Regions from separate parts of the Mus musculus genome. Here regions 1 and 3 are each linked to region 2. Evidence: chromatin loops called from intact Hi-C (ENCODE). Cell type or tissue: heart. All regions are shown on one strand. Region 1 has its middle 43 kb from the start of Gm30483. Region 2 holds the start of Pop4 (processing of precursor 4, ribonuclease P/MRP family, (S. cerevisiae)). Region 3 overlaps Gm30771 (a long non-coding RNA gene).

Region 1 (8,000 bases), 900 kb before region 2:
CTTCTTGCAGGGGCTCTTAGTTAAGTGGGTCTAAGGACACCTCCCATAAGTGTGTGACTATCCCCATGTTCAGGAGCCTTTGAGAAGAAAGGATGGGTACTGGGGTTAGTCCCCCTTGTCCACACCATAGTACTGACAGGCAACAAGACAGGGGGAGTCAGTGGACAATGTGTTCCCTGACCGCCTTGTACCAGGAAGACCCAGAGTGCTTCAGCAAAGGGGCTGACCAAAAGCACCCACTCCCTGAGCTTTAATATTGTCTCCGGGTAATTTAAAAGAAGACACAAGTAAATTTATTTTCTTTTGTGAGAAAACAGTCTGGCAGTGCTGTGTTGTCATATGTTTTTATGAGGACGGTTTCAGGAGGCCCACTAGGAGAGGACGGAGTTCCTCTTAGAAAGCTCCGGCATTGTTTGCCTTTAAAGTAGTTACCAACCCTGAAGACTGCGCAGTGGTGTCTTTGGTTAATATTGAGGGTAGCACTAGCGAAGAGCCTCTGGGTGGGGCTCTAAGTCACTCTAGCTCCACCTACTTGCAGCTCCATAGACCCAGATCTGTCTCCTGACTCCTTCCCATGCCCTCCTTGCTGAGACACTGGGGCTGGCACTGATCAGATGGATGGGTGACAGGCACGGGTCCCCCCCTGCCAGGTCTTCTCCTCCAAGTGAAACTGACGAATACTTCCTGGTGTTGGGTGTTGGGTTTAGATGGATTTGAAACAAGCGTGGCATTCTTGTAGCTCAGGGCTAATCTCAGACTCATGATCCTCCTTCCCTCGGCCTCACGGAGCTGGGATGACAGGGGTGGACCAACATGTAAGGCTAGAGCGTTGTTGTTTTCCATCAACTCCTTTCGTTTGGGGGGTCCCCGGCTGCCTCTGGGCTCTCTAGCTTTCCTCCTTTCTCGTCCCTTCCGGTGACATCATCTTCCTGCGCCTCGGAGAGCAGTGTACCTGGCAGGACACATCCTGTCTCTCTGGAGGGACTCGCTCCAGCCAGAGGAAGCCTGGGCTCCCCTGAGTCAGTTCAGTTCTTCCCTATGCCGGGGCGGCCTGTCCTCTGGGCCTTGCCAGCACGCTGGGTTTTCCTCACACCTGTTCCTCACACGGTTTGGTTTTTATTTTTTAACTACATATGTAATATGGATTCCCTCATCAATATTCACCTGTCACGAGAGGCAGAACTCTTGGAGAAGACGATTAAGAGAAAAGAAACTGCTTGTTACCAGCTGACAATCCTATGAGAATTTCCCACCCCACCCCACCCCACACCCCACGTGCCCGCGCAAATACGTCGGAGGTTGAGGCAGGAGGATCAAATCTTTCATAGTAAGCAAAGGGGGAGCAAGACCTTCCCCAGTGCCTTTTCCCCTCCAAACTTTCCTTTACCCTCTGCTGACTGCTCCAGCCTGCAAAGGCCAAGTATAAAATCCCAGCAAGAAATCAGTTCATACGTCCTAAGTAGCTTCTACTGCGATCATTATTATAATCATCTCTTCTCGTACTGGATTTTTGCTGCCAGTCTCTTCTTGGACCTGATTTATAAGTCAGGCTTTATCGTGGGTGTGGGTGTATAAGAACATCTTGGTGTCTATCAGTTGAAGGTATCCAGTATCCACGGGACATATTAAAGAGTAACCCTTCTCTCCGGGGGAGACGACTAGATATGTGACCATGTCGGGCACTTTCTCATCGCTGTGACAAAGTGTCTGCTCTAAACGGCTTGAAGGGAGAAAGATTTATTCGGGTTTAAGGTTTCCTGCGGCTCTGACCTTGATTGTCCCCTGTTGCTAAGGGCCCAGGTGAGGCATAATCTCAGCTAGGCCTACATGGCAGAGGAAGCCACTTATGTCATGGTGGCCGGTGAGCAGGGTCACACCGGAGCTGACCAGGGCAAGATGAACCTTTCGAAAGATTCCCAAGTCGTTACTTCTTTGAGCCAGTCCCCACCTCCTAAAATCCTGTTCAACCACGACCTCATCAGTAGGTTGGTCCATTGATTGAGGTGAGCAGCTTCGTGACACAGGCATCCCTCTGCAGCGTCAGCCGCAGATCAAGACTTTCCACGCCTGAGCCTCGTGTCTATCCTGCTATCTCAGATGCATTTAAAGTCTATCTCTACAAGTCCCCAGGGTGCTCACACCCCCCATATTGTTTCAAAGTCTCTTCTGAGAGAGAATCAAGGCAGACTTGATGGAATAGAGGTTTCAATGATACAAGATCTATCCGACCAACAACCAAATGTGGATGAAGGCCATGCCAGTTGCCATGTGTAAGCCTTCTGACACCCAGATGCGCTCCTGGAACAACTGCTTCACTGCAGGGGCATGCCAGGTTCCTAAGGCCACTGTCATTTGCCCACTATTGATCATGGTGGCAAGAAGGCCCTGCCCCTAATCAGCATCCATACACGCCATTTTTAAAACCTTATCCTGAATTCTGCTCAGGATAAATATTGAGTCTCTACGCACAGTCTTGGTCCAGTTCTGCAGGGCAGACACCTGCATCAGAGGCATAAGCTTGGGGCTCAATAGGCCCTGCTTTTGGCAGCTGCCAATGGCTTTCATTTGGAGGTCTGAACTCCTAGACCCCAGACACTATAAACTGAGCTTCTGTCAGCTCTTTAGTCCCTGTGCCCTTCCCATGACATGGGCATTCTCCTTGTTAAAGCAGATGCCAAGATACCCATTGTCCAGGAAACAAGATGCTCCTATAGCTCCACCTTAATCCCACCATGAGATCAGGGACAGCCATGGGGGAAGTATGTGATACAGAGCATCCATCATTCTATTTGTTCCTCCTATTCCCCCCTGAGCAACCACCGTGCTAAAGCTGGCTTTTCCTCCCCTACGTTGAACCCAGTTCAGTCCATTGGTTTCCAGAAGCAACTGATAAGGTACAAATGAAAGTGGACAGAGGCTGTGGGAAAAGGTGGCCATACTTTTTTTTTCTAACACAATGAACATTCCATATTTGAGGACAGTCCAAACTGTACACACTCCCAGGTAAAGGGCACGACCCTTGTGGTCTCAGTGGCGTAGACACTCTTGATAGGCTCTCACCAGCCACCAGGAGGCAGCAGGGAGCCTCCCCGCCAAGCCTGCTGATTCCAAGCAAGGCCTCAGGGAGGGAAGGTTGTCAGGCCTTTAATTAGCTGGGAAGTTCACCTTCTCTAGTGGCCTGCTTATGGGAGCTAGAGAGCAAGCGGGAGGAAGAGCTCACACAGAGAGACCAAAGTGCCTGAAGGCAGAATTAAAGCACTAGAGAGAGCCCTGGAGTGGGGTTGAGTGAAAGTTGCCCCAGCAGAGGACTTTGTAGAAGCCCATAGCAGGTAGCCTCAGAGGCACAGCCTCTGCACACCTGTGTGTGTGGGCTTAGGGAAACCTCCTTTGGCTGTCAGTCCCTTGTTTGTGTTAGTCTCTGTCATTGCAGCATATTTCTGAGGGGAAAAAAAATAACCCTAATGAGGAAAGAATTCTTTTGGCTCTCGGTTTTAGAGGTCTTGGTGGGTGACCGGCTGGCTCCAATGCTCTAGCCTTGAGAGGTGTGACCAACATGTGTGGCAGAGGAAACTGCTAAAACTACTACAGGTAAGAGCAATGAAGGAGACCGGGTCCACGACCCTCTTGACCCTTTGACCCATTTCCTCCAGTTTGGCTTCACTTCCTAGTTTCTATCACTTCCCAGTGAGGACATCAAATTCTCTAAACTCATGAATGCATTAACCCTTTGATGAAGGTGGAGTCCACGAGAACCAGCCACTTCTGAAGGTCCCTGGCACTACAAGAGCTCTGGGAACCAAGCCTACTGGAGGCTTTGGGGGGCAGCACACTGCCATCTGAGGCTGGATTCAGGCTGGGCAGAACACTTCAGTGTGAAGGGGCCTAGGCAAGAGAGAGCCATCTCCTCGGGATAACATCTCTTGGTGAATTCTTTCCTCTGTCCAGGGCATTCCATGTTTTCTTTTTTTTTTCTCCCAGAAGACACAGAAACCTGGATATATAAGTTAAAGAACACAACACTTCAGGCTGTTTGCAACTAATTGAAAACAAAAGTGTAAATATGGCATGGGCCAAAGGAAACACATCTGTGTGCCGAAGGCAGCCAGCAGGCCACCGGTGGGCTCCTGGTGTCCTCTTGGAGCCTTGGAGGGGCTTCGCTCAGCTTTTCCCACCTCATACGGAGGAGCAGCAAGGAGAAGCTGTAGCTAAGGTTTATGGACAGCAAACCTGGGCAGGACTCGGAAGGCAACGTGAACCAAGGAAGCTTGGGCTCTTCCCAGCCCTACCGAGGGCGCCTGTGTTTTGTAAGATCCAGAGACTCGTGTGCACGCTAGGCTTGGCAAACACTTGTATAAGGCTGGTGCTTGCCTAAGCCCGAAAGAGACTGTTCAGTTAAGAGCTCACTCAACCCGGATCAGAGAAGAGACACAAACTGGTTTCCCAGAATGATGGTTCCTGCAGACTTCCTCCCTGAAGGAGATTTTCCATCCCTAAACCTTTCGAGGAGGAAGGCCAACCCCCCCCCCCCCAGAGCAAAGGTACCCAATTCTAACTAAATCAGTAGCATCCCGAGGAAAGAAATTTCTTCAGGAAACAAAAGGTTGAGCCCCAGGCGCAGAGGAAGCAGGAGGCAGATAGGATCCTCATGATGAGGAAGGAAAAGTTAAGTTGTCCAGAGCCCCTATCCTATCCAGGCTCACTTGCTCCTTTATTGAACATCAACAAACAGTGTTAGAGGCAGAAGGATGCAGGAGAGAGTGGACATACTCTGCAGTTTTGCTTCCGGGTCGGACTCCCCAGTCCCCCAGGCCTTGCCAGCAGAGACCCTGCTCTCCATAGTAATTATGGAGGACACCATTCCAGGGGGCATTTCCCTCCATTCCTGGCACTTACCAGTGTCAGTCTGTGCATAAATACAATTAGATTTGAGAGTTCTATTACAAAAGCCAATAAAGCGGGCCTCGGTAGAGATTCTAAAATTACTTAACTTTTCTTTAGAAAAAAAAATATTAAAACAGCATTATCACATCAGTGTGAAGGAAAGACACGGAGATAATAAAGTTATGTTAAACCTCCCTATATTTACTCATGTGTGAAACAGTTATGTCTGGTCACATAATTGCGATGGTTCTGAGGAATATTTCATATTTTATAATGAACATTAAAAGAGTTTGTGGATCATTACTTTATACGAGTTTCAAAGTTATTACATAAAACCCAATAGGGATGGTTATAAATTATCCGATCCTCCGGCCTGGCCTTGGTAAACATAACATGAATTCTGAGACACTGTGGCAGGCAAGATTCATGAGAAGAGGTTTAAAAAGGAGTCCCACCCTCCCTCGCATTTTAAAGGGGAAGAGAAGACCACAGTGCTTGTAGCTTGCTTTTAATATTGTTGTATCTGTTTGAACCCCCCCCCCACACACACACACAGAGAGAGAGAGAGAGAGAGAGAGAGAGACTCTCAGATACTGGCCTCCCTGGTTCATCTCTCATTACCCTATCTGAGGTCTCCTGGTCATTGTGGAATTCTTGAACTTTTGAAGCACAGATTTAAAATAATGTACTTAGTAAAGGAGACTCTGGCCAGCTTGAGTGTGGCAAACAAACATGGCTCTGGCTGGCTCACCTGTGGGTCCACAGCTGTTTATTTTTCAAAAGAAGGAGATCTTGTCTTTAAAACCTTAGACTGCATCTTTGCTGAAGCTAGAGAATTGAGAACATTTTCTGGATCGTCTCCTGCAAGTTAGTTAAACACCGAGACTGTTAGGATCAACATAGATGTCTGTCGTTTGCTTGGACATACTCGTACTATGTTTTGCTCAGGGGAGGGGGACTGCAGTGGTGGTGGTGGTGGTGGGGATCCTGCAATTCCCTCTGAAAGAATCCTCAGTTCCTACTTGGTGCATGAGGAAAATTTAAAGACCAGGAGAGAGGTAGCTTGGTGGATAAAGACAGAGGAGACCAGAGCCTCTGGTGATGTGATGGGCCTGCCCTGGAGATGTTGTAGCCTGGGCACCCTGACGAGACTCCCCAGGGAGATCTTTGCTCCCCTGGTTCTCAGAACCGCTTCCTCCCTCCGCCCAATCTACAAACAGAATGGCTCTGTGCACCCTGGAGAGTGGGAGAGGGGTCACTAGTTAGTTCTGCACCTAGGAACCTCCTGAACCTGTCAGCTCTGCATCTTGCCCTGGGCTCTGTCCCCTTCCCGTGGAGCAGCTGTTAGGGAGGTTTTCTCAGCAAACAGATGTCTGCTGGAGAATTGAAGGCTGGGAGTTGGAGGCCAGCTCCCGACTGTACTTTGAATTATGTCTGCCTTGATCATTACGCAGTCATTCACATATATTTTAGACATCAATATTGTCTAGAAATATTCTCCAGTCCTCAATGCTATTTATATGCTTCGATTCTTCTCTCTGCTTCTGCTCCGAGAGTATGCTCCATGCTCTCCCAGAGCCACCGACTGCTTTCATATCATTTTCATAAATATTTTTATTGGGAAGGGCTTGCCATTTTATTCTAAATTATTTCTCTCCACGCTAAGCAGAAGCCAGCACTCCTGGGGTGCCCAGGAACCTTCCTAACCTGTTTGGATGGGAGCTGAGCTGGTTCTATGTGGCTTTAAAGGAAAGAATATCTTATGGTGTCTCTTCCCAGACAGGGAAAATTTTGACACTAACAAAAGATAGGTTATAATGATGTCACTTTGGTAAAGCCATGGCAGACAGGACTCTTATTTATGTTAGAAACACTGCTTTGGCTTACATCTGATGTCTGCATACAGCGTAAGTCTTGGGAAGGAAAAAGAGCTCATGTGTAGTATGAGAGAAATAAGAAGTACAGGCATGAGGGTTGGAGAGATGGCTCAGTGTGTAGAGCATGTCTGCTTTTACAGAGGACCTGGGTGTGGTTCCTAGCACCCACACGGCAGTTCATAATGATCTGTAACTCCAGCAACAGGGGATTCTCTGCTCTCTTTCAGAGCCCCTGCATGTTGGAATGGAAAGGCACGCATGTGATACACACACAGACAGGCAAAACATCCAAACACACAAAATAATTTACAATCTTAAGTAGAACTACGTACAGGACTTGAGTGAGTATCAAAGACTGAGAATATTTTGGAGCAGAGAGCATCACCCCGAGATCGGGAAAACTGTCCTACCTCCTCGCTCCCTCGCCATGTACGGGCTGTGCCTAATCCAGGCTGCCAATAACCTGATCTGGCCCTGGCATGAGCTGCCTCCCTCCCCAGCAGTTCTCCAAGCAGCCTCTAGGTGGTGCTAATACTGCATAGCTCCAGCTTTTCGGCACAATGAAAACATTAATTTGCTATGAGATAATTTTTGACGTAAATGTAAAATGGTGCCCATTCGAACTCAGTAATGAAGCATGGTGCTTTCTGCGGCTCCTAATTTGACTAGTTAAATGACTCCATTACGTGTCTAACAGACAGAAGCAAATAATTTCTGGTCAGTTGATGTTCACTTATCCGTATCATTTTGCCCTGAAAATAAAAAGTCTCTAATCTACAATTCCTTTGTCTTGGTGGGTTTTTTTTTTGGGGGGGGGGTAAGATTATTAAGGCAAATATACTTAAATAATTCAGGTTAAAGTAGTACAGAGTAACAATTAAAACGCCAGCGTGTGTGCCTAATAGAGGCAGCACAAAACCGGAAACCATTTTCAAACTACCCTAACCTTTGCCCTGTCCCTTGGTCTGGGGTATTTAACAGAAGACTTGAGAGCTAAAAGAGAAAGAATCCATATTTCCAAACCCATTGTCCCCTGACAGCTAAAAACGGGCTGCTGCTGTCTCCTGTTCACTCTGCCACATAACTTTGAAGATTTTTGGACACATCTCAGTGTAGCAAAAATAAAAAGTAAAAATAAAATAATAATAATAAAATACTGCTTTAAAAAATATCAAGTGATGACTAATTTTGCCCAAAGGGGGGAAAATGGTTAATATTGAATCTTAATGTTCCTCATCTAAA
Region 2 (8,000 bases):
CCCAGCACTTGGGAGGCAGAGGCAGGAGGATTTCTGAGTTCGAGGCCAGCCTGGTCTACAAAGTGAGTTCCAGGACAGCCAGAGCTATACAGAGAAAACCCTGTCTCGAAAAAAACAAAAAACAAAACAAAACAAACAAACAAAAAAAACAAAACAAAATAAGAACTCCTCAAGGCTTAAAGAATCGCTGGGATCTTATTAAAACGGAGGGTTTTGGTTCCTACTCCAGACTCAGCATGTCCAAAAAAATTCCTCGCTGGGTCACATTTAGAGTTGATCTGATTTTAAACACCCAGGAGGTATAATTATACTTGGGCAGTGGCCCAGTAAGTCTAGTAAGTCTAGACACTAAAAGAGAGGAGATATTAACGGGTAGGCTGTATATGGTTGAAACACTACATTTTGCTGACTACTAAGAGAGGCTTAAAACAGATTTTTCACACTTTAAAATCTATAATGTATCCTGACCAGATAAAATACAATAGTCTTTTTCCAAACTCTACATACTATCTTCATGATGATGAAACCTCTTTAAACCTCCACAATCCTGTTTCTTATTTGTTTGGAGGCAATCATCATGGTGGCACTGGGGCAGAGACTACAGGAGTAAATGGGAAAAGGAAGGGCCCATGACCAGAAAGTGCAGTTCACACTACACCCTATACACTGCACTTCTGAGCTGGGTGTGGCGGCACACATGGTTGATCCATCCCATTACTTGAGAGGTAGAGGCCGAGCTGGTTCACACGGTGAGCTCCAGGCTAGTCAGGAGTACATAGCTGACTTTATCCCAACAGCAACAATAAGAAACAAACAAACAAACAAACAATCCATCTCTGTCTCCCTGAGTATATGCTTGACCCAAGCAAACAAACCAAGGTACCACAAGTTTTATATACAGAATCTAGCTCTCTCTTGAACAATGGATCAAGATTGAACTTTATTGTGATAAACATGCAGGGGCTGGAATCCCAGGAAGAACTTTGTTTTATTTACCCCAGATGCCTCGCATCAAAGTTGAAAGTCTTTCTGCAACATGCAGTAGGTGTGGGACACTCACAGCTTGTCAAGCGGTTGGTTGAGTGAGTGTGCATATATATTATCTTAATGTCATTAATCTTTCTAAGCAATTTTTAACAGTAGCTCTTCTTTGTTATGCACATAATAAAGTGGTAGCTGAGACACGCTAAGAAACTTGTTCTCAGACAAAAAGGGCATGAATCACCAAATCAGAGGCAATATCTTTACCTCTCTCCTCTAGTACTGCCCCAGTGCTTGGCTGCCCTTCTGGGCACAGCTCTTTTCGGCTCAAATTCCAAAGCCTTAGGTGTACGATACTGCCCCTCAGCAGCTTTTTACAGGGGCAAGGGTGAAAACCAGGTGGCAGAGGGGTGCAGGTCCTTGACAGAAGTTATACGGGAAGGTAGTAGCTAGGTCCGGTCAAGAACTTGGACCCATCTCTTCTAGTTCCCCCGAGAGGCCCCTGAGGAGAGCACACAAACTCGATCCTGACATTTATTCCTAGCTAAGAGACTGAGACGGCGGATTCAGACTCCGGGCCTCCATTTCTTTTGTGTACTAAGGTAATTCCCTGGAAGTTGCCTTAGGACTCTGTTGAGACAGGTATCCCTGATTCATTTCCCAAGCCAACTTCTAGTTCCGAGGTTCTATATTCCCACCCCGGCCCCGCTCCGCGTCCCTCATCCCACTTACCCTTCATTGTCGGCCAGCTTCCGGAGCTCTCTGGCGATGTCTCCTTCAGGCCTCACTCATTCCTTTCCTTTCTTCGCTTTGTTCAGCGGCTTTCTCCCGCCGGGACGCTGCTTTTTTGTTTAAAATTCCACTGGAAAAATCCGATAAGCCCAAGAGACAATTAACAAAGTGCACGGACTTGCTCCACCCTGCGTCAGGGGATGGCGACCAGATTTCGGATCGGGCGCCTCTCTGACGTCATTGACGCGACGGCATCTGTGTGCGTCCGTCACTGGCACAGGCTCTGTGGTTGAGAGAGGAGCGGATTTTGCGGGTCTGCTGTGGTGTTCAGTATGCAAGTGTCTGTAACTGGAGTAGTCGTGTTGGGGGGTCAGGATTAATGAAATGTAGCGAGAGCAAGCTGCCATAGAGAGGACGCGAGGGAGATTGGGGACGAGGGAGGGCACAAGTTGGCCGGGGATATCGGCGGTAACGACTGTGGGATTCCTTTTTTTTTTTTTTTAAGCAAGAGGCTTACAGTGTTGCCCTGGGTAATCTAGAATTTACTCCCGAGAATACTAGTCATATTTTGTACTGGTGGCCGGGGGTATTTAGTCCTGTTTCTGCTACTAAATACTTTTATGACCTCGTTCAAAGGTCTTTTTCCTATTAGTAAAGAAAAAGAGTAGGTTTATTTGCTATCGGATGCAAGAAGGTAGAGACGTGTAGTTAGTGTAGCTAGTATAACAAAAGTTACATTTTATTATGCAAACGGTCATTTCATAGGTTCACCCCCTAAATTCCTAACTACCTAAGCCTATCTCCCCAAGGCTACCCTCCTGTGTGACTTATCTTAGCTGAAGGTCAGGTCCAGTCTCCAACAGAAGTTTTTGATTGGAGTGTCAGATTACTCTCCAGCCGCAGGGCAGATGAAGGTGGCTTCTCTTCAGTTGTGCAGAGCAGAGCATTGCTCTTGGTGCCCACTAATACACTGTCCACTGGGTGTCATGGGGTTCTAGGACTGTGTCTAGTTGTCTTGAGTGATGTAACTGGGTTCTGGTTATCAGGTGCTGCCTTGGGTGTACTGGGGTTCCTTAATTAAACGTTTTACATGGGGTTCCTTAGTTAAACGTTTTACATGTCTAAAAGGCACCTATCTTCTTCTTCTTCTCTCTCTCTTTCTTTCTTTCTTTCTTTCTTTCTTTCTTTCTTTCTTTCTTTCTTTCTTTCTTCTCTTTCTTCTCTCTCTCTCTCTCTCTCTCTCTCTCTCTCTCTCTCTCTCTCTCTCTCTCTCTCTCTCCCTCCCTCCCTCCCTCCCTCCCTCCCTCCCTCCCTTCCTTTCTTTCCTGTGCTCATTGCATCTTACCCCATTGGTCTCAAAATGTTTGCTCTTTTAAAAAATTGATTCTTTTTCACTGAAGACAGTGTCCCAGACACTTGCTTTGTGGTCTAGGCTGAGCTTGAAAGTGCAACATTCCTGCCTGGCCTTCTGGAGCATTGGAATTTATAGTCTATCTTATTATATCCAGTCTAGAAGGCATTCTTCAGACTTGGAACATTAGTGTCTGTCATTATGATAAAAGACAAAAGTGATTCTCAAAGATCTGGGACACAAAGGCCCAGGCTAGCCTTTTCTCTAGACCAGTTATTAGGAGTCTTTTAATGGACCCTTTCAAATATCTAGCATAGCTTTGGGTATATGTCACTGTTCCCTGTGATTCTCAGATTACAGTAGGATGTGGTTTTTTTTTTTAATTTTTTATTTTTTTTCAGAGTAACAGTGACACCACAGATGGCATGCTTACTATTTTTTCTTTTTAAGAAGGAGAGATTCTAACTTTGTCATCCTCAGAAAACCGTATGAAAAAAGATACCTACTAGAGTTTTTGTGATTGTTGTTTATGATTGTAAAGTACTGGAGAGAGTAGTTGACAGTGATGGACGGAGCAAATGAAGTGTGTGCTGATTTATTTGGTCAATTAAGTTTATCACAAGAGTGCACAGTCAGCAGGCTGGGGCTGGAGGATAGAGAGGTTGAGGCCCTCTTAGCATACACATGGAGACCTTGTCTGAATAAGCAGACAAGTGAAGGGTTTCAAAAATTCAGAGTTACCTAGCAGAAGGGTGCCCAGAATCTCTGTATTTTAAAATTTTTAGTTTATGTTCATTGGTATTTTGCCTGCAGTTATGTCAATGTGAGGTGTCAAGAAGACCTGGAAGGGGAGTTACAGACAGGTGTGAACTGCCAAGTGGGTGCTGGGAGATAGAACACAGGTCCTCTGGGAGAGTAGCAGGTGCTCTTCCAGCCAAGTCCTTCCAGCCCCAAGAATCTATATTTTTTTTTAAAAGAGATTTCTTAAAAAGTACCTCTTCCTCTCTCCCCCTTCTCTCCCCCCCCCTCCTGTTTGTGTGTGTGTAATGAACTATCCATAGAGGTCAGAAGAGAACTCCATTGGACCCGAAGCTATTGGTAGTTTGGAGCCACCTAGTGTGGGAGCTGGAACCTTTGGAAATGCAACAAGCGCTCTTGATACCTGAACATCTTCCCAGTTCCCAGAATCTATTTTTTTAAAAATCATATCACTTTTTTCATTTATTTAGTTATTCACTTTACATCCTGTCTGCTGCTCCCCCTCTCCCTTCCCAGTCCCACCCCCATATATCCCTCCCCCATTACCCTGCCTCTCAGCAGAGGCAAAGCCCCTCCCCACCCCCTCCCCTGCCTGCCCTGGGACATCAAGCCACAGCAGGACTAAGTGTATTCTCTCCCACTAAGGCCCAGCCAGGCAATCCAGCTAAGGGATGGGGGGTGGGGGGGGGGTGGGTACGTCCAGTGGCAGGCATCAGATTCAGAGACAGCCTCCACTCCAGTTGCTAGGGGACCCATATGAAGACCAAGCTGCACAACTGCTACAAATGTGTAGGGGGCCTACATCCAGCCCCTGTGTGTTCTTTTGTTGGTTTAGTCTCTGTCAGTCCCCATGGGCCTAGGTTAGTTAACTCTGTTGGTATTTTTGTGGTGTCCTTGACCCCTCCAGCTTGCTCAAGCTCATTCACAACTTTCCCACAAGACTCCCTAAGCTCTGCCTGATGTTTGGCTGTGGGTTTCTACATCTGTTTTCATCCACTGATGAATGAAGTCTCTTAGGAAGCAGTTATGCTAGGTTCCTGTCCACAAGCATAGCAGAGTATCATTAATAATGTCAGGGGTTGGCTTTCTCCCATGGAATGGGTCTCAGGTGGAGCCAGCCAATGGCTGGCCATTCCCTCATTCTCTGCTCCATCTTTATCCCTGCACATCTTGTAGGTAGTACAAATTTTGGGTTCAAGGTTTTGTGATTGGATTGCAGTCCCCCTCCCTCCACTAGGAGTCCTGCCTGGCTACAGGATGTGGCCACTTCAGTCTCCCTATATCTCAGTGGTATGCCATGTCTCCGGCTACTCGTGCAGATGTCCCCCATCTATATCTGTTCTCTCTCCTGGCCTTCTCCTGCCCCATTCCCATATCTTATCCCCATCCCTGTTCCCCTGCACACTCCCCTCCTACCGAATCTCCTCCCTCTATCCACATCTGAATTCTATTTTAATTCCACTTTTGAATGAGACTCCACATCCTCCCTTGGGTCCTTCTTATTTCCAAGTTTCTCTGTTTCTGTGGATTTTAGCATGATTATCCTGTATTTTATGGCTAATGTTCACACGTGAGTACATACCATGTGTATCTTTCTGGCTCTGGGTTACCTCACTCAGGATGGTAGTTTCTAGTTCCATCCATTTACCTGCAACTTTCATGATGTCTTTGTTTTTAATAGCTGAGTAGTATTTCATTTTGTAAGTGTACCACATTTTCTCTATTCATTCTTCATTTGAGGGACATCTAGGTCATTCTCAGTGTCTGTATATTATGAATAAAGTTGCTATGAGCATAGGTGAGCAAGTGTCCCTGTGGTATAGTGGAGCATCTTTTGGGTATGTGCCCAGGAGTAGTATAGTTGGGTCTTGAGGTTAGAAGAAGTAAATTGGATTCCCAATTTACTGAGAAACCACCAAATTGATTTCCCAAGTGTTTGTGCTAGTTTTCACTCTCACCAGCAATGGATGAGTGTCCCCTTTGTTCTACATCCTCGACAGCATGTGTTGTCACTTGAGTCACAGTGATTTTGATTTGCAGCTAGATGACTAAGGACATTGAAAGTTTCTTTAAGTGCTTCTTGGCCATTAGAGATTTCTTAGTTGGGCTGGTGACATGGCTCAGTGGTTAAGAGCACTGACTGCTTTTCCAAAGATTCTGAGTTCAAATCCCAGCAACCACATGGTGGCTCACAACCATCCATAATGATATCTGATGCCCTCTTCTGGTGTGTCTAAAGACAGCTACAGTGTACTTACATATAATAATAAATAAATCTTAAAAAAAAAAGAAATTCCGTTGTTGAGAAGCCTACAGAATGGGAAGAGATCTTCACCAACCCAATATACGAGAGAGGAATATATCTATATGCATCATATATATGTATATCCAAAATATGTAAAGAACTCAAGAAATTAGACACTAACAAACCAAGCAATCCAATTATAAAATCAGGCAGATAAGGGAACAAAATGTTTTAAAGAATATTCTCAGGTGAGGTGTTTTTATGTAAGAGTGGGGTCCCCTTGCAGGTTAGGTAGTCACAATTTATAGGATGGTTATAAAAACATTAGTAAATGAACTCAAATCTGTATAGAAAAAAATATGCAAATACATTGAAAGTTTTTATAAATGAGTGGGAAAATTTGTTTTGCTTATTTTAAAAAAACTTTTTGAGGACAATGACACCTTAATTTTTTTTTCTTTTTATAGCAGTCAGCAGTAAACCTCACATCATGAAATGCATGTATTTTTCTATGAGTCAATCTGTGAAAGTTCTGTGAGAATTTGAAGTTCAATGACACAGTGGTGACTCCACCTATTTCCAGCAACTCAACTATGGAAAACTTGAAATAGCATTTGGTGAGATGGCTCAGCAGGTAATAGTGTTTGCCACCCAAATCTGACCACCTGAATTTCATCACCTCGTTCCACCGTGACAGAGAAGGGCTGACTTTAGAGAGTTGACCTTGGACCTCTAGACTCATGCTGTAGCATGTGTGTGCCAGCATTTACACATGCATGCCCACTCCAGTCAGTAGGAGTATGCTTCTAGATCTAACATGTTGCTACATTTGTGCAAGTTCTCTCCCTTTACCATGTGTGTCCCTGATACTGAACCCTTGTAGTCAGGCCTGGGGGCAAGCACATTTACCCACTGTTTTAGTTAAGGTTTCTGTGCTGTGATGAAACACCATGACCAAACACAACATAGGGAGAAAGGGATTTATTACTCTTAAGTATCCTGAGTCACAGTTTATGCAAGGAAGCCAATGCAGGGACTCAAACTGGGAAGGAATCTGGAGGCAAGAGCTGATGCAGAGACCACTGCTTTCCTAGCCCATTTTCTATTCTTATTAAAAGAGTTATTTATATATTTTTTATATTTGAGTGCTTTTTAAAAAAGATGTGTTTATTTTATGTATATGAGGTACACTGTCAGTCTCTTCAGACATACCAGAAGAGGGCATCAGATCCCATTACAGATTGTTGTGAGCCACCATGTGGCTGAGATCTTAGCTCAGGATCTCTGGAAGAGCAGCCAGTGCTCTTAACTGCTGAGCCATCTCTCCAGCCAAGTTCAGCCTGTTTTCTTATAGACCCTAGGTCCACCTGCCCAGGGACTGGACCATCTAAAATGGACTGGGCCCTCCTATATCAATCACTAATTAAGAAAATGCCCTGCAGGTTTTCCTTCAGTTGGATCTTCTGGAGGCATTTACTCAGTTGAGACTCTCTGCTCTCAGATGACTTCAGCTTGTTTCAAGTTGATACAAAACTAGCACGCACAGCCACTGAACCATTTTGCCAGCCCCTTAGTTTTTCTCTTGCTGCTGAGACACCATACCTGGCAGAGACAAGTGAGGAACATTGCTGGTGTTCAGAGATCTGCAGTGTATAGCAGCAGGCAGGCACCGCTGAGTTGAGTTGGTGGTAGCTTGGGGTATGGCAGTGGGTGCTCATATCATGGCTGACCAGGAAAAACAGAATGGGGAGAACCATGTCTGGACTATAACCTAAAAGGCCACTCCTAATTATCCACTTCTGTCAGGGAGGACACTTCCTAAAGTGTCCATAGTATTCTCAAATAGCACCACCAGCTAGGGAACAGTTGTTCAAAACAGCAGCCTCTGGGAGACTTTGCAGATTCAAACCATGGGTTCCATAACTGAGCGAG
Region 3 (8,000 bases), 190 kb before region 2:
CATAGTGAGACCTTGTCTCGGGGGTGGGAGTGGGGTGGGGTGGGGAAGAATAGAATAGAAAGAGAAACAAAAAAACAAACAAAAAAAGGATGGTTGTGAGCTGCAGGAGATTGAACCCAGGACCTTTGCAAGAGCAGCCAGTGATCTTCACTACTGAGCCATTTCTCCAGACCCTATTGCTATTTTAAAAACATCATGTGGGGCTAGAGAGATGGCTCATCGGTTAACAGCATTGGCTGATCTTCCTGAGGCCCTGAGTTCAATTCCCAACAACCACATAGTAGCTCACAACCATTTATACTGAGATTTGATGCCCTCTTCTGGCATGCAGGTGTACATGTAGATAGAGCATTCATATACATAAAATAAATCTTTTTTAAAATTATGTGTGTTGGGGGGGGGTTGCTAGAGGAGTCCAGAAGAGGTCCAGATCTCCTGGAACTGAAGTTACAGACTATTGTGAGCACCATGTACACCAACCTCCAGCCCTCAAGAGCAAGTGGTGATAACCACTGAGCTCTGTCTTCAGAGCCAGTCATCAAGATTTAAAAGCAATTACAATAGGATGAATATTCCTTATCTGAAATGCTTCGGGCCAGAAATGTTTCTGATTTTTTTTTAATGTGGACCTGTGCTGGGTGGAGATTAGCCAGCTACTAATTTGATGTAGCAACCTTTGATTCTATGAGAGAATTGAGTGCATGATAGATAGATAGATAGATAGATAGATAGATAGATAGATAGATAGATAGATAGATGAGTCTGTCAGTTCATCAGTAAAGGGCTTGCCTTGCAAGAGTGAAGACCTAAGTTTGCACTTCAGAACCCACATTTTAAAATAAATAAGTAAGCAGTAGCCAGACACAGGGGTCCAAGTTTGCACACACTGTTTCAGAGCTGAGATAGGATTTCTAGAGCTTGCTGGCAGCCACACTAGCCTACTTGGCAACTTCTAGGCAAGTGAGTCACTCTGTCCTGAGGAACACCACAGGAAATAGTCCTCTGAAACACACACACACACACACACACACACACACACACACACCTGCACACAAAAGTGAACAAACACACCTCCATCTGCATATTCAGTTGCATATAAACACATCTACATCTGCACAGGAGCATACACACAAACCAGTACTTGCATACACAGCTACATAAACACACACACACACACCTGCATGGGAACACGCAGGTGTATACATACCATACACACCATCCCATAGAAAATTTCCATAGAAAATTCCAAATTATGTTTTTCCCTAGACAATAGAGCATAATATATAATATATATTATGGCATTAAGTATGATACTCTAGAGACACAGAGCGCTATATACAGGTTATAAGCAGATACTACATTATCCTCTGTAAAGGTTTAGTATCCTCAGTTTTGATAATTTTGGTGGTCTTGGAACCAAGAGGGAGAGCCAAAGACACCTTTGTCTTTTTTCCTGTCTTTCTTTTAATGAAGAGGTTTGGATTTCTCCCTACAGATAATTAATGCAATCATTTAGAAATGTTAGCTAGACTTGAGGAAAGACAAACAGGATGGCAGATCTTCTAAAAATCCAAACAGATACAGTGTGAGGCTCTTTTGGAGTCACAGACATGAGTGTAGCAGACAATGAAGGGAGGGGAGATCCTTTCTTTTCCCCCTCAAGACAAGAATTCTCAGTGTAGCCCTGGATGTCCTGGAACAAGCTCTGTAGACCAGGCTGGCCTTGAATTTAGAGATCTGGCCACCTCTGTTTCCCGAATGCTCCCTGGTTAGGAAGGGAGATTACAAGGCATTTAAATTTCAGTCATCAAGACTAATTGTCTTTGTCTGAGGCCTAACCTCCTGAGAAGGTGGATTGCAGTGCTAAGCACTGCAGAAATGGGGTGTGACACAAAGTTCAGAGAAAAAAGGGGCTCACTCCATATATGTTGGCTTAAAAGGGTTTGTGATACATCTAGGAGGAAGTCTGCTAGTGGTGAGGGATAAAGCACGATCTCGGAGTCTGCTTAGGGTTTACGGAAGCTGGGTTTGACTGTAAATATCAGCTATTTGGGACGCTGAGGCAGAAGGATCACAAATTCTAGGCCAGCCTGGGCCTAACAGAGGTACTTCAGGGCTAGCCTGGGTCTACGAAGAGACTTCAAGGCAGGCCTGGGCAAACTTGGTTTCTAAAAAGAAAAAGTAAAAATGGCAGCAGGCAGGCAGGCACGGTACTGAAGCAATTTTCCACTTGTGTCATCATGTAGGTGCTGAAATTCTTTGGACCCAGTGGGGTGGCGGTACGGTACAAGGACAGTTCGCTTCAGGGCTAGGTTCAATCCCTAGTATGAGAGAGAAAGAAGAGGGTGGGAAGTAACGGAGGAGAGAGATGGAAGAGAGGGAGAGAGGAAAAAGAGAAGGTGTAATGAGCTTCAATGGTATGACTGGTAAGGTATCAAAGACAAACAGGATGCCACAACAGGCCTGCACCGAACCAATCCAGAAGAAAGGGAGAAATAGCAGGAGGGCAAGGGAAGAGAATCCTGGAGAGCCCGTCTTTGCCCAAAACGCAGTGAAATGTGGGCGTCAATGTGTCCTTCTTAGTTCTACCTGGTTCAGCCTACACAGGGGCAGGACTAGGAACGTGGCGAAAGCAGGTCTGAAAGCTGTACAGCTTGGTGTGCCTGCGCATGCGCCGGACCCCAGCGCCACCGCCCAGCTCTCTTCAGCCCCGCCCACGCGACGCCCTGCCTAGAGCCTGCGCTCACACTTGGCCCCGCCCGTGACCGTCCAGTCCCGCCCCCCTCGCGGTGCGCGAGGAAGCCACGAGGAGGCCCAAAGTCCCGCCTACCCAGAGATCCACCTACGCTTTGGCTCTGTTACAGAGGCGCTTTGCGTTAGCTCGACGCCGCGCAGCCGCAGAGGACATGGGGCGGGGACAGGGGCGGGGTCGGATCGGAGGCGGAGGCTGGGTGGGCGGGCCCTGGAGTCACGTGTGTAAACACGCCGCACGTGGAGCTCAGCCTGAGCCAGAAGGGCGGGGCTGCGGGTTCCGAAGGAGGAGGCGGGTAAGGTGCGCGCGCGCGCGCGCATGGAGGTCTTGGGCGGCGCGGGACTGGGGCGGCCTGGTTCTGTCCCCAACTTCAGTTTCTTTATCCCGCTGCATTGGTGAGAGCTGTGACCAAGGCAGGCCCAGCCCTAGGGGACGAAACCCCCCTACATAATAACCCCACTACGTGCGCGCTCTCCCATTTCACAGATGAAGTAAAGAAACTTGCTCCAAGCCACGTGGCTGGAAAGTGGCGCCACCAAGATCTGCCCTGGACAGCAGGGCTCCTGGGCCTTGCTTTGTGGCTTGCGTGGCAAGAGGTTCTGGGCTCCGACTCCTACGTTCTGCCCTTGCCCTAAGGGCTACATTTGGTCTGGCTAACATGGCGAGGCCTATTGCTCCGTGCACAATGAGGTGACAGGGGTGCCTGCTCCCCCAGCTAGCAGTCTAGAGACGGGCGCAGGCCAAACCGTCGACCATGGTTTCCGTCTGGGTGTGGCTGGAACACTGCGGTGGGGTCCGGACACCTGAGCCTGCATCACTGCTCCTTACACAGCTCCTCCTCCATTTCTTTGCCCCTTTCTTCTCCCCGAGCCGCACAGAGCCCCTTTCAGAGGCGACGCCCAGTGCAGCGGGTTCCTACCCTTCTGCCCCAAAGGGCCTCCTTTCCTCTCCTCCTCGTCCTCCTCCTCTCCCATCTGTGCCGCGTGACCGGGGGGAGGCGCCGTACCGGGCGCAGTCCAGGCGTGGGGCCCAGCCAAGCTGTCATCCCGGACTGGCGGGCCCGAGGAGGCCTAAAAGGGGGGACCCGAGTGCTTGGGACTGGTAGGAAGCGTGCTCCAGGCAGAAAGGCTGAGCTGCCAGCAGTCCCGGAGAGGAATGCGCGCCCTCTTCAGGCTTAAGCGGCTAGGTCCTGCGGCCCTGAAAACCCATACCTGGGCCCCTCCCAATTTTGGGTTTGAGGGTTCAGGAGCTTGTTAATGGGACATTCCATTAATCTAAGGCTAAGGCTCCGAGGCAGCTCAATGTAGCTGTAGGCCCTGAAGCCAGGCTCAGTGTCTGACCTTGGGCAAATTGCTGAGCCTCCGTTTTGTTCAGTTTCTCCAGATTCATTTACCAACATTCCAGCCTCAATATGTCCCTCTGAGATGATGCTTTTGTTTTTAATCTCCCCATGCCCTCTAACTAGTGCCCTTGCACATTCAACCACGTGTGTTGTGCCCGTGCTTCCCAGAACAGCCATGGGGTTTTGGGCTCACTCCGTGTGGTTTGCTCCGTGGTGCACAAAGGCTTTCTGTAGAGAATTTGGAGTTTTGGCTAGGGAAGACCCTCCTTCGGACTGCCTCTTTACTCTGAGTGAAGTTGAGGAAAAGGTATATGGAAGCCAAAACACTGGGAGCCCTAGGACACAGCGGAAAGGAAGAATTAACAGAACCCTGCTGAGTTGTGCCCAACCCCGAGGCTATGGGGGTAGGCCTGCTTCTCCAAGCCAGTCACTGAAACTGCGTAATGGAGCTAGCAACTTCTGGGGAGTGGGTGACCATGGCTTCCCAGTTACAGCTAGAGTCCTGCTGTGAAATGCAGGATGCCGCTGTTCAGCAGCTCACCTCTGTTGTTGTTCAGGCCTTAACCAGGTTCTGTGCTATTTCTGTATCTGCTGCTTTTGCCAGACCACTGACAGCCGCCCCCTCCCTCCCTTCAACCCCCACCCCCCACCTCAACCCCCACCCCCACCCCCACCCCCTGCTTCTGTGGTGTCAGGTAGTTCCGATGATGAGTTCTGCCCCAGGGACTGATTCATGCCACATGCCTGTCCTGCCCTAGCTCCACATTCCTTGACCACTGTGATTAAGGACCATTCATTCAGCTTGATACTCTGAGAGGGAAGTTCTGGCCGGCAGGAATGTCAGCCTAAAAGATACTGGAAAATAGCAAGTGGAGAATGAAGTCAGCACAGAACCAAGCCAAGCTGGGCAAGATGGACGCCTCTGAACACCCAGATGGAGCCCTTCCTGAAACTAGATAGCATTGTGGCTTGGCTATGTCTCTGGATTCATAAACTTCTTACTTCTTCTGACCGTTGTTACTCTAATTTAATCTCCTCTGACTTTTTAGGGGACCCAAAACCTTAGCTACCACTTCTGAATGAAATGTGGGGCTTCAGGTCACGTGGCCCACCAGACTTGAGTCTCCCATGGTGTGTAGGGCTTTTGCCTGCTCTGACTTTTGGCCATCTCTTGACCCATGGTGACCTTGAGAGATGCTCTCTGGGCTTTTCTCCAGCTCTTAACTATAACCCTAGGGCTTAGAATCTCTGTCCTCAGCTAAGGAAAAGTGAACGATCCACTGGTCTCCCAAGGCTAGCTGGGACTTGGTGTTAGCCTCCTGCTCTTGTGCACTAGTGCACATGGCCCTTCCTTCTCCACTTCTGTTGGTCTCCTGACCCACTTACCCATTCTGCTCTCCCTTGAGCCCTCTCATAGATACCATGACCAACCTTGGGTAGTAGAGAACAGATGAGGTGTTTTCAACTCTTAACTTTCCCCCTCTAGATCCCAATTTCCACACAAAGGCTCAGACACTCTAGGCACTTGTACAAGCCCATCCAAAGGGCTACCCACAGCTGCTACCCACCAGCAAGCCAGAGGGTGGGAAGTGTGAACACACAGGAGGGGAGAGGATGCAGCGTGGGGATACAGACGGTGCGCCTCCCAAAATGTGCTGCTGCACATCTGCCCAGAGAAAAAGGGAGGCTCGGAATCGCCAGCTTTTTGTTATTTTTACTTTTTGGTGCGAGGGGCCATCTGTGCAGGTTTGAGTTTGTCTGGAGGCAACAGGGTTGCAGATGAAATTCAAATACAAGCTTACTTCGCAGGCTGTCATGCAGAGACTTTCTCCAGGAGCTGGGATGGCAGTGCTGGTATTTTGTTTTTAATAGCATCAGCACATGCCAGGGTCCAGCAGCTGTGCACGTGGGACCTTCCACCAGCCCAGCCTACCGCAGCCACAGTCCTTTCAGCAAAGGCTCAGAAGGCTGGGATCACCAGTCCAGTGGAGGGAACAGGGTGGCAATAGCAGAGATGGAGTGGGAACAATTCTGAAGCCCACAATAGCATCATGATCCTTCCCAACTATGCCCATGAATTTGCTGCTGAGGACTTGGACTCATCGGACCCCTATGGGTCTTGCTTCCCCCCTTCTTCTGTCCCTCTCTCCCATTGTGTGTGTGTGTGTGTGTGTGTGTGTGTGTGTGTGTGTGTGTGTGTGTGTATGTGTTACAAGGAATTGAACCAAGGACCTCCTACATACTAGGCAAGTGCAGTCTACGAGTTAGAATCACCTCCCTCTTTTCACTTTCTATTTTGAGACTCAAGCTACCGGGGCTGTCCCTGAACTTTGAATCTTCCTGCCATAGCCTCCTGAGGACCTGGGACTACAAGCTATGTCATCAGACTCAGCAGGGCCCTAATTTGATGGCTGCCTACTGCCTGGCACTTGTACCCCAACCCCATCCCCACCCTATGCTGATGAAGTTTATATTCACTTAAGAACAGTCACTTGTTACTAGACACTGGATAGATGCTTCCTTGAGGCCTCTCCCCTGCCCTGGATGGCCAGCCACATCCTCCTGGGGCTCCGCTCAGCAGGAAAAGAGAGAATCACAGGCAAGTTTAGAAAGTCTTCCATGAGCCTGGGGTGAGAGGGCAATGATAGGTAGCCAACTAAATTCAGTATAATAACAGCAAGGACCAAGGCGTGGTCTCTTTCCTCCTTCCCCCCTCCCACTCTCCTTCCTTTTGACTCCCCCCACCCCCGTTACCTCCCATCACTATCCTCTTCTGTCCCCCTTGTCCTCCCCTCCCTCTTGCTTACCTTTCCCTCTTCTTTAATAAGGAGCCCTTGCTGAGTGTGGTGATCCATGCCTTTAATTCTAGCTCCCAGGAAGCAGAGTCAAGCAGATTGCTGTGAGTTCAAGGACAGCCTGGTCTACATAAAGTCTTTTAATGAGGAATAGTATTAGAGACACACAAAGATCTTCAGTCCTGAATGATATTTTCAGACACACACACACACACACACACAGAGGGAGAGGGAGAGAGAGAGAGAGAGAGAGAGAGAGAGAGAGAGAGACTCTGCAGTTGCTCTGGGAGGCCAGGTTAGATCCCAAAGTCCGAGAGCCTCCCTCCACATGGGATTAAAGAGGAGCAAGATGGAGGAAGGTGAGGAGGAGGTTAAGGTCAGGCAAGACTGCTGCCTTCACTCCTCCGGCACAATCATGGCAGAGTGAATGTATAGATAAGAGCTTCCACGGCCTCACAGTCTCTGGTGCTGACTAGCTGGGCAGACAGAGTTTTTTTTCCTAATCAAAACAAAAAGACAAATTACTAGCATCAAGTGGGTACGTTCACAGTAGATGACTGAAGTACCATTGATAGGAGCATAAAAGAAATATAAGCCGGGCGTGGTGGCACACTCCTTTAATCCCAGCACTTGGGAGGCAGAGGCAGGCAGATTTCTGAGTTCGAGGCCAGCCTGGTCTACAAAGTGAGTTCAAGGACTACACAGAGAAACCCTGTCTCGAAAAACAAAAAAACAAAAACAAAAAACAAAACAAAAAAAGAAATATAACTGATAAGCCCTACCCACCCTTCTTTTGTGCTTGCATGAATCCTTCTTGATGCCTGCATCTATCTCATCCTGCAGATGGGGTGCCCTTCCAGCTGCCTTGGACCATGTTGAAGTGCACCCTTCTCAGGGAGTGAGTCACTCTGGGATCTAAAAGCAAGCCTCTGATGCCACACCTCATCCCTAACCCTGCAAGCTCATCTTCTCAGATGCATTTGGTCTTTCATCATGAGACAGAATGAGGAAGCTAAGGGGGGAGGTGGGGGTGGAAGTAGGGGAGGCGTTTTCCTGCAGTGCGGTATAGGGTCCAGTCCAGGAAGAACAAAGCCAGCCCTGGGTGAAACGT

Evidence for each region. Peaks named below come from ENCODE experiments on the same cell type or tissue, not always from the same donor. Only the 100,000 strongest peaks of a DNase experiment are listed, where the experiment ranks them.
Region 1: a loop joins it to region 2, with 5 times the contacts of the local background. A loop is called at or near these places in 6 of 42 quality-filtered maps.
Region 3: it touches region 2 in a loop (2.2-fold over the local background); 3 of 42 quality-filtered maps call a loop at or near these places.

Annotation. Positions count from the first base shown.
Region 1 is chr7:37,366,803-37,374,802 of GRCm38, forward strand. It overlaps a transcript of Zfp536 not described here. Among named protein-coding and RNA genes, the nearest start is that of Gm30483, 43 kb to the left of the region's middle. In heart, a CTCF peak has its summit at 3,065 (motif pointing right); a DNase peak (open chromatin) is centred at 7,229.
Region 2 is chr7:38,269,434-38,277,433 of GRCm38, forward strand. Pop4 (processing of precursor 4, ribonuclease P/MRP family, (S. cerevisiae)) reads right to left here and starts at 1,915. Exons shown (of 7, transcript NM_025390.4): 1 at 1,714-1,915. The coding sequence starts at 1,720. In heart, a CTCF peak has its summit at 4,207; a DNase peak (open chromatin) is centred at 1,958; H3K4me3 peaks cover 2,277 bases; H3K27ac peaks cover 1,441 bases.
Region 3 is chr7:38,082,231-38,090,230 of GRCm38, forward strand. All of the region lies in intron 3 of Gm30771 (a long non-coding RNA gene), which reads left to right. Among named protein-coding and RNA genes, the nearest start is that of Ccne1, 21 kb to the right of the region's middle. In heart, a CTCF peak has its summit at 3,919 (motif pointing left); DNase peaks (open chromatin) are centred at 2,841 and 3,781; H3K4me3 peaks cover 2,080 bases; H3K27ac peaks cover 2,471 bases.